Linked DNA regions of Homo sapiens: region 1 is linked to region 2. Evidence: chromatin loops called from intact Hi-C (ENCODE). Cell type or tissue: pancreas. All regions are shown on one strand. Each heading gives the region's core, and the rest is flanking DNA. Links, peaks and the distances in the headings are about the cores only. Region 1 has its middle 65 kb from the start of MXI1. Region 2 has its middle 13 kb from the start of MXI1.

What was found. A loop is a pair of places that touch in the nucleus more often than their neighbours do. Peaks named below come from ENCODE experiments on the same cell type or tissue, not always from the same donor. Only the 100,000 strongest peaks of a DNase experiment are listed, where the experiment ranks them.
Region 1: it touches region 2 in a loop (2.0-fold over the local background); 87 of 110 quality-filtered maps call a loop at or near these places.

Annotation. Positions count from the first base shown.
Region 1 is chr10:110,139,937-110,145,316 of GRCh38, reverse strand. No RefSeq gene overlaps it. Among named protein-coding and RNA genes, the nearest start is that of MXI1, 65 kb to the left of the region's middle. In pancreas, for the core only: no CTCF peak of the experiment used is centred there; a DNase peak (open chromatin) is centred at 2,886.
Region 2 is chr10:110,191,765-110,197,144 of GRCh38, reverse strand. No RefSeq gene overlaps it. Among named protein-coding and RNA genes, the nearest start is that of MXI1, 13 kb to the left of the region's middle. In pancreas, for the core only: no CTCF peak of the experiment used is centred there; no DNase peak of the experiment used is centred there.

The sequences.
Region 1 (5,380 bases), core at 55-5,054, 52 kb after region 2:
TCATCATCTTTTAATCCATCACCTTCTCAAGGCACAAATCATACTTCCCAACAATGGGGTTTCTTACTGGAAAAGAGTAAATTACATAACTTATCTGTCCATTACTCATCTTCTGTCCTTTTTCAAAGAGTAGAAAACTGGTCACAATTCAGCAAAGAATTCCGTAAAGAATAGGAATGACAAATTTCAAGTGGGTAACTGTGAGAGATAAGCCAGCCATTGTTTAATCTGTCTCCTAATATGCATTCTCTTCTAGCAGATCGAGATAGAGAAAAGTGATAATACAAACAATACCAACATCAGTTGAGGGCTTCCTGATACTAGAGTCCGTGCTAAGTTTTTTTTGTATATTATAATCTTGCTTAATTCTTATTACAACCCTAAGAGTTTAGCATAATTATTATACCCATTTAATAGAAAAGTGAAGAGGTAGGAATCAAACTCAGGTCTCTATGACTCTAGAGCAATAATGCCTTACTATTGGACAAAGAAAAAAAGTGCTACAACAATTTCAAATGTGGAAATTTCAGGGTATTATTGGTGTAATTGCTTAATGAGATAACATGCAGCATATCATGTGTCATAGCTATTCTATCATCAAATTGAGTGGGAAAGAAAACACAAGCCCAGTATAATGTAATGTTTTATTTAACTGACGCCAGCTGTCCCCAGAGATCCACAGTAAACTAAGATGATGAATAAGATGGCAAGTATTTTTGGGAATCAGGGAAGTGGAAGTATAAACTCTCAAGTTTGATTGCTTAGGTTTGAACCCCAGCTTTGACACTAACAGTGTGATCTTGGGCAACTTCTCTAAGCTTTAGTTTTCTTCTCTGTAAAATGGAGATGATAACAATCTACCTCAGAGGTTTGTTGTATTAAATTAATGCATCAACTTAAAGTACCTGGTGCTCAGTAAATTCTAGCTATTACATTTTACTCAGGGTTAAAATGTGCCAACAACCTCTATCGATGGCAGCAGCCCTCAGTAAAATAAACAATTAGTGAAGACCCAATGGACAATACATGAATTAGAAAACCACACTGCTGATCAGAATAGTGAAAGTGTGCTATCACTATTCATTTTATCAGCATGCTTGTAGTAGGGTTTGCTAAGACCAGCACCCAGTCTTTTATCCTTTTCACATTCCCAAAGTTATCCTTGGCTACCTAACTGAAGTGACACTGTGGTGCTCTGGAAGGCCCTCTGCACCCTAGATTAGCAAATGCCAGTGGGGATGCGAACTCTTTCTCACCTAGAAGCCACTTTAGCCATGAGAGAGACAAGTTGGGGAAGGCTTCTGTGATGTTGCTGCAAGCTCTAATACCTGATTTTCCTACCAGCTGGCAAGAAGGCTGCACTCAGTGAATAACCTGGCATAACAGTTAGAAACAGACTTAAGAGTCTGAATCCACTTACTAAGTGGTGAAATGAGAAAAATTCCTTAGCCTCTCTCTAAACCTGTTTCCCCCTTTGGTGGATAACCATATAGTGCATGATTGAGGATTAAATGAGATAATGTAATTAAAACATGTAGTACAAAGCCTACATGGTAGGCACTTGATAAACTGTAGCTATTATTATTATTAGCTTTATAGATCAGACTAATGGCTCCAAGGAGGATTTTCACCCTAAGCCACTTCCTGACTTTCACTATTTAAGATATATGAGAACATCTTTCTGCTATGTACATGTTATTAACATGTCACCAACATGAACAGTGTTGTCCCTTGTGAGCAACAGAAAGGAAGAATCTATTTTTGGCCATGCATGGTGAAGGACAAAAGGATGAACAAGGTATATACAGTCCCTGCTTTCCCAGAGCTTATGATCTTGTAGGGGAGACAGATGCATAATCAATAATGCTTACAAGACAGGCTAAGTATGATCCTGAAGTGCTACTGGAGTTTGGTAAAGGAAGAAGTCATTTTGATGAAAGGAAACATCCTCTATCAGTGTGCCCAGGTGGAGAAGGGTGCTTGGAGAGCTAAGGCGGTCACTGGGAGGGTATATGTCTTCTGCTGGGTACCCAGGTTGGGGAAGATGGGGTGGGAAAGAAGGCTGGCTTGCCAGGTGGCAGGGCTAGGTGTTCTATGGACAACTGTGGGAGTAGAGGACTGGATGACTCATGCAGCTGGCTCCTGAGTCCCCCAGATGATGACAGATTGGAGCTGCTACAGGTACGGTCCTAAGGAAGCCATTCTCTCCGGAAGCAGGTTGGAGGAGTGAACTGAGAGGTCATTATTTGGGTGGATGTGGCAAGACAAATCAGAGAGGCCTCTGACTCAGTGGCAAACGGCTATTGCCACAACCAGAGGGTTATGGAGGACGCCATGTGGAATCGAAGGTGTTTTGCCAGCATAAAATCATAGCCTCATTTTTTATAGGAGGAGGAAACACAGACCACTGTCTTCGATTCTCTTCTATTCAATTAGTGTTCTTGAGGTGCATCTTATAGTGACTCCTGGTAAGAGGGTGGCGGGGTTGGGGGCGGGGAAGGGCAGAGACATCACTGGAGCTAAATTTTTCTATAGTGAAACTGCCTCCCGATTGGAAAATTAGTTCACAGGAAACATGGGGCCATCTTCACAGCGAGTGTTTCAGTAGCACTTGGCCTTTGCTTATTCATCTTTGCTAGTCCTCAGGTAGGTTCTGGTGTGAAATATTAACTCATTCCTGCAGCCACTCTTACGTGGCTGTCTTGTTATCACACAGGGTTGCTTCCATTGTGAAAGCCATGTCAGGGCCCTTCCCTGTCTCTGCAGTGTGCCTCTCCCACAACGACTAGGGCCACTTGACCGACTTACCTGGCTGTGGTGTCCAGGACTAGTCCTAATGAGGCCAGCGGAACTGAGGTAGCTCTAGCTCCTGGCTCTGGGACTCACTGGGCACCAAGCCAAGCCTGTCCCCAGGCCAGTCCTGACCTTGTCTTGGCTCTGAGCACTGCCTGGCTTCTGGAATTCTGAGCAGTATTGTGTACCTCAGTTCTGATAACAGGATTCCCATCTGTCATTTTCCTTCTATCCGAGTTCCTGTCTTGAGGAACTGCTAACTATACCCAGGCCCCTTAAGCCTGAGGTCCTGCCATGATCTTGCCATTACCCCACAGGAAGTAGAGGAAGCGCTGCTCTTAGAGCTAAGCCTGTGGCTGGCACTCCTACACATGCTACTGGGCTTCTGCCATCCTGCTTTCTTACTCCAGAATCCTGACTGGGACTCCCACTTCCCTGATGCAGACCATTTACCAGACTACGCTTTTGGCCGATGGCTATGTTCTCGAGGCTCCATGTTTCACTGGCTGGGCTGGGCTTCCTACTAGCTCTCCAGCTCAAGCTGTTCCCCCAGTGCCTGACTTTGCTCAGTGAGTGGGTAGAATTCCTGAGCTTGCCCCACCCAGCCTGCCCTGTTCCTCTGCAGTTAATTGACCCATGCTCAGCTTGGCTTTGGCAAGTACATGTGCATATACCCTTGCTCAATATTAACTTAAAGGTCAAAATGGAGACACACGACCATACCTACATATCAAAAAATTTCATATTTTGAAAATATGTTCTAAAGTAAAACACTATTTTAAAAATAATTTAAAAACAAAACATCTCAATTACCACACAGGATATTTTAAATTAAATAATTTAAAAGGCTTAAGATACCCAAACATCCGGGTGCAGTGAGTCTTACCCCTCCCCGCGATGTGGACCAGTAGATAATATTTGGGATACAGTCTTGGTTATCCTAATAGCCTCAAATGACCTTTATTTCAGTTGAAACAATTGAAGCCAACATTTCCAAAACAGAAATCAGGTAGGAAGAAATGTTGAACTTTAACTCCTTAGTCCAGCAAACACCTTTGGAAGAGACTGCCTGTGCATGCCAACAAGCTGGCTGTATCTACATGTTCTCTCATAAAACTAGGAGCTCATCTACTCTGAAGTCAAAGTCTAGCAAGCCAGTTGCCACTGAATCCAACCTCTACAGCATTACTCAACAGGAAAGGGGTGAGTTATAGCACGCAACAACTACTTCCTCCCTAGCTCCTGCTTAGTGAAAATCTTCAGAAGCTATTGCTTTTGGAAAAAAAAAAAAAAACAATTAGTTTAGATCTTGACTGTCTATGAAAGAAAATGGTCTTCAAGGAAGGACAGAACACAGCCAGAAAACCATTGAGAAGAGTCTAGCAGAACTGTAGCTCCAGGTCCAGGCTGGGGACTGTCACTATATTTGTTTTATAAACCCAGAAAAGATAAGTCAGGAGTACCAGAGGGAAATCCAAAAGAGCCTGCCCTTTTTTTGAGATGGAGTCTCGCTCTGTTGCCAGGCTGGAGTGCAGTGGCACAGTCTCGGCTCACTGCAACCTCTGCCTCCCAGGTTCAAGCGATTCTCCTGCCTCAGCCTCCCGAGTAGCTGGGACTACAGGCGTGCACCACCATGCCCAGCTAATTTTTGTATCTTTAGTAGAGAGGGGGTTTCACCATGCTGGCCAGGATGGTCTCAATTCCCTGACTTCGTGATCCGCCCGCCTCGGCCTCCCAATGTGCTGGGATTACTTGGGCCCGGCTGAGTCTGCCTCTTAAGGCCTGCATTTTGCTGGGTGCAGTGGCTCATGCCTGTAATTCCAGCACTTTGGGAGGCCAAAGCAGGTGGATCAACTGCCAGGAGTTCCAGACCAGCCTGGCCAATACGGTGAAAACTTGTCTCTACTAAAAATACAAAAAATTAACTGGGCGTGGTGGTGGGCAACTGTAATCCCAGCTACTTGGGAGACAGGCGGGAGAATTGCTTGAACCTGGGAAGCGGAGGTTGCAGTGAGCCGAGATCATGCCACTGCACTCCAGCCTGGGCGCGACAGAGTGAGACTGTCTCAAAGAAAAAAATAATAATAAAGCCTGCATTTTATAACTGTACTACTTCCTAATTTCCATCCCTATCTGCTAGGATATGTTATATTGCTTTGGGAAATCCAAGTTTTTCTCAAAAATTTCAAGTCTAAATATCAATCTGAAGGGACACTGTTTGGTCTAAGAAGTCCAATTAACACTCTGCAATGGTCTTTCTATAGGGCTGACATATTTACCAGCTTTTTGAGTGCGAGTCTAATATAGACAATGAGGAAAATCTTGCCTATAAGTCCTTTCATCTGGTGCTGCAAGTTTGTACTACATATTGATTCTGCCATTTCATAAACACTTTTTAAAAAATCCTAGAGTTTCTTAGAAATCTAATATTCTTCAATACACGTTCAAATTAGATGAATAAAACCAATGCTATTAAAGCATGTTGTTCAGCAAGGAACGAGTATTTTGCCTCGTGACAGCAGTCATATAGCACTGGAGAGGTTTTCTTACCATCAGAAGCAAGGTCAGGACCGACTCTGGAGAATGA
Region 2 (5,380 bases), core at 157-5,156:
TCAGACATTACCAACCTCCTATGTGCACCCACGGTGACTTCTCACGGTGTCTGTCTTCCCCTTCACATGATCAGCCCCACTGCTGAGTTAAAGGGCAGACACTAGGCCATTATTCACAGAAGACCCTAAGAAAATGCATGCATTTGCTGCCCTGGCCAGAGGTAGTGAAGCGGAGAGTAATGCATAGGTGCATTTGCAAGGACTGTGGATCGCATATGGCAGATTCTCAGCCTGTGCCTGTACATCAGAATCACTTGGGGATAGGATTGCCAAATTTTTCTAGTGAAAATACAGGATGCCCAGTTAATTTAAATCTGTGATAAACAACAAATCATGTTTTAGTATAAATATGGCCCATGTAATATTTGTGACATATTTATGCTAAAAATTACTCATTGTCATTTGAAATTAAAATTTAACTGAGCATCCTATATATTATCTGGCAACCTTAATTGGGAAACAACTGAGAATAATTAAATCAGAATCTCTTGAAATGTGGTCCAGATACTAATAATTTTAAAAAGGCTTCCTAGGTTATTATAGTGGGCAGCTGTGCTTGGGAATCACTGATAGAAGGGAGCTAAAATCTTGGAGATCATAGGAAGGAAAATGGGGTTTGGCCCAGAGTGGGCAACCCCTACGTAGGAAAGGAATGGAGACATGTGACAAACGTCACCTACCCAAAGTTCTGCCTTCAGGGAGCTCTGCTGGGCCACATCCCAGAGACCAAGTCAGCCACAGTCAGAGTGGAGCTGGACTGTGCAGCCATCGTGTTTTCAAGGTCACACCAGAGTGCCCAGTACCATCTCTTGGGAGCTCAGTGCCCTCCAGAGACATCAACCTTCCCACTAACCACCTCCATCCAGAAACAGCAAAGCCAGTATATGTCAAATTTCATTTCCTTTGTGTATGTGAGTTAAGCAGCCACCCAAATTTCTCCTGTGACTTGGGGAGCTCAGAGTGAAGTCCGCCTTGAGAAGTCACACAACACAGGGTCTAAAGCTTGAAGTTTGGAGCCAGACAGAGATAGGTGCAAATTCTATTTCTGTCAATTACTTTGGGGGTATATAAGCTTGGGCAAGTTACATAACCCCTTTGAACCTCAGTTTTTCATCTGCAAAATGGGAACGATAATTATACTTGCCTCACAAGATTATCATGAGAATCAAATGAGATAATGCCTGTAAAATGCCCACTTCGCCCAGTGTCTGGCATGGACAAAGCACTCAATAAGTAGTTGTTATTATTTTATCGCTGTTATCTTTCCCAGAGGTCCCCTACAGATCCCCCTCTCCCAACATCTGGCAATAGCAGGAGAGCAGGGGCCATTGGTACTGCAGGTGGGAGTGCAGTACTATAAAACCTGGAGCTCCTCAAGGAGTCCCTCTGCTGAACAGAATGTAGGCTCAGAACCCTCTGTTCCCATCTTTCAGCTTTTAAGGGAAAGACATAGGCCAAGCCTGTTAAGATAGTATTACTCTTTTAAAAAAAAAAATTGAGACAGGGTTTTACTCTGTTGCCCAAGCTGGAATGCAATGGCACAATTATAGTTCACTGCAGCCTCAAACTCCTGGGCTCAAGTAATCCTCCTGCCTCAGCCTCCTAAGTAGCTGGAACTACAGATGCAAGCCACCACTCTTCCTGGATACACACACACACACACACACACACACACACACACACACACACGTATTTATTTATTTATTTATTTATTGTAGAGACAGGGTCTCACTACGTTGTTGCCCAGGCTGGTCTCAAATTCCTGGGCTCAAGCAATCCTCCTTCCTCATCCTCCTAAAGTGGTGGGATTATAAGCTTGAGCCATCGTGCCTAGCCAAAATAGCACTACTCATAGCATAAAGAAAAGGGCTGGGGTGGATAAAAGGGACCTGACTCCCTGATTTCCAGCTGTGACTTTGCCAATAACTTGTCGTGACCTTAGGCAGGTCATTGCATCACTTACGGTTCAGTCTCTTCATTTGTTTAATGAGTATGGGCCAGATGATCACTTCCATCCATAATACTCCTTGATAAGTTCTCTTATAGAAATTCTTGCCTTGACTTTACAGCCACCTTCCCCAGATAGTTAATATTCTTTCCCTACCTATTCCCAGGGTCGGGAAGAGGAGAACTGGGGCTCACGCAGAGTGGAGAGCTTTGAAAGTTGTCGGTTTCCTGCCTTTTCTTCAGGTACATCTGTACATCTTTTCACTAAAAAGTACAACATATGATTTTTTTTTTTTTTTTTTTTTTTTGAGACGGAGTCTTGCTCTGTCACCCAGGCTGGAGTGCAGTGGCACAATCTCGGCTCACTGCAAGCTCCACCTCCCGGGTTCACGCCATTCTCCTGCCTCAGCCTCCTCGGTAGCTGGGATTACAGGCGCCTGCCACCATGCCCGGCTAATTTTTTTGTATTTTTTAGTAGAGACGGGGTTTCACCGTTTTAGCCAGGATGGTCTCGATCTCCTGACCTCGTGATCCGCCTATCTTGGCCTCCCAAAGTGCTGGGATTACAGGTGTGAGCCACCGCGCCCGGCCAAAAGTACAACATATGATCTTTAAGTTCTGTTTTCCCTTCAAAGAATGGAGGGAAACTTCTTTGCTCATTCTATCTTTTGCCCATCTTTAAGATGAGCCCAAACTCACCCAGCACTGACCATTGTCAAAGTCCAGAGTACAAATAGAACTGAAATGCAAAAGGACTATTTTGAGGGTGTCATTCACCCTCCCCACTCACTGGAGCACCCTGGATGCACCTGTTCTTTTTCTCTTAGGTAATCCTTTCCTAATCCTTTTTCAAATTTCACCTGCCATTGAGAGTCCACTGTTGTCATTTTTGAAGGACAAACCTGTTTTTCAAGTGATAATTGCATTGACCATCTGTCTCCATTAACCATCCCCTACCCCATCCTCTTTCTCCAAATCCCCAAATAACTAAAATAATAGTGAAATAAAAGACAATATATTATCTGGTTGCAACACACAGCATTTTGTCCATGTTTGTTCAATATCAGGACGAACCTAACAGCAAACATGGTACCAACAGAAAAGTTATCTGGGTTTCCAGAAGTTTTCCTGCCACAGGGTTCAGAGCTGGATAAATAGCTGCCTCTCACTTCTAATGAAGAAAATCATTTTACTAGTGTGGATCCCAAGGAGAGGTTATGTTGCTTTTTTTTACAAGGCTATATAACTGGCTAACATTCATGCTTATGGGTATTCTGAGAAAATGGCTGTCTCCATTAGGATTTGAGATAAAGTCTTAATCAAACTGGACATGAACTCCTTTTGAAGCTGCACAGGAAATCTCTGGGAAACACAGTTAAAAAGACTCTAGTTCAAAGGAAACTTCTTTATTAATAATATTCAGAGATTTGTTTCTGATTTGATTTTGGTCACTTGCCTTGCTGAAAGAAACATAATAGGAATTCAGGCCACATCTCCAGGAGATCAAATCTAAAAAGTGGGATGTGGGCTGCAGATACTTAATTTGGGGACATCACCAGCCACCAGTCGGAGTTTTGACGTGGTAAAGCAAGACCCAACAGCTGGGCATTTTGGTGTTTTTAGGACAGCCATTCGGAGTGTAAAACTATCTTCCCTCTTTGAACTGTGGAGATTTAACATCCTTTGATGGGGTTAATTTTACTGTGATAACAGATTTACCCAGAAAGGATACTTGAATAACTCAGGCCTGATTAGCTCTCTGGAAAGATGGGCCCAAAATATCTCATGGAGACGTTCTATTAGCAAAGGATTTTGATCGCTTAAAAATGTTGATGAGTTACGCTGAAAGTTGGAAAGATACTGAAATTTTAGTGGGTTTTTGCTTTGGTTAAGAGGTGTAAGTAAAAACGGGGCAGAAAGAATTTCTATTTTCAAAAAGAAGGGGTAGACATACTTTTCTCTATTCCCCCTAAGCACAACCCCAAACCTTAGACATTATATATAAAACAAGCATAAGACAACTCTAAAAGATGGAGAGAGAAAGGAAGACTGCCCAGAGATCTCAGAAGCCTAGGAACAACACAGTGATTAATTCTCTGGATTTTATTTTTGCCTCATATGTTCCAGGCTTGGAGCTGAAGAAGCCAGTAACCTGGACACACCAAAAAGTGCAGAGGCAAAAACAGTCTCAACAAAAGCCTATTCTCTCTAGCCAAAGGACCAGGAAGGGGACAGCCTAACACGACAAAAACTTTTAGATAATAAGCACTCTACTGCAGCCAAGTACCACAGAGAAACTGTGACCCCACCCACACTCTCACCAGAAAAGGCCAAGTGGGGAGCCTCAACTTTCACCCTAGCCAGGCTATAGCACGCCTTCCAAACTCCTCCACAAGAATGATGTCAGAGAAAGCAGAATAGGGGCCATGACCTTCAATCTTACCAGCTGGTAATAAGGGCCCTCCCCACTGTGGTTAGTGGTGACCACAGAGGCGCTCCCATTCCTGCACAATTTAACACAGCGCCCCCTCAAGTGTCCATGGAGACCAACAAGGGAACTTGGACTTCTATCTCCACCTAGCAGTAACAAGGCAGTACCTTTTCTTCCCCCGCCATGGTGGTGTTAGAGAAAGCCACATGAAACAGAAGGTCTAAATAAAATGCAGAGCCTTATAACATAACAGGAAAATTTCCAGGTTTCCATAAAAAAATCATTCGTCATTCTATGAACCAGCAAGATCTCGAACCAAATAAAAAAGACAATTGAAAGATGATGGGAGCAGGAGGGAGAATTGAGGAGATGTTGGCTAAAGGATAAAATTTCTGTTAGGTCTGGGCATAGTGGCTCACCTCTGTAATCCCAGCATTTTGGGGGGCCAAGGGGGGCAGATCACCTTAGGTCAGGAGTTCAAGACTAGCCTGGACAACATGGTGAAACCCTGTCTCTACCAAAAATGCAAGAATTAGCAGGGCATGGTGGTGCACACCTGTAATCCCAACTACTCGGGAGGCTGGGGCACAAGAAGCGCTTGAACCAGGGAGGCGGAGGTTGCAGTGAGACAAAGTCGTGCCACTGCATTCCAGCCTGGGCAACAGAGCAAGACTCTGTCTCAAAAAAAAATTTTCAATTAGACAGGAAGAACAAATTCAATAAATCGATTTACAACATGGTGCTTATAGTTACTAGCAATGTACTGTATACTTGAAAATTGCTAAGAGAGTAGATTTCATGTTTTCTCACCACAAAAGATGATAAATATATGAGGTAATGAATATGTTAGTTCACTTGATTTAGTCATTCCACAATGTATACATATTGTGTATATACACATATAAACACAACAACATGTTGCACATTATAAATGTATACAACTTGTGTTTGTCAATTTAAAAAATAATTTTAAAAATAGATGACAATGCTTAGATGAAAGAG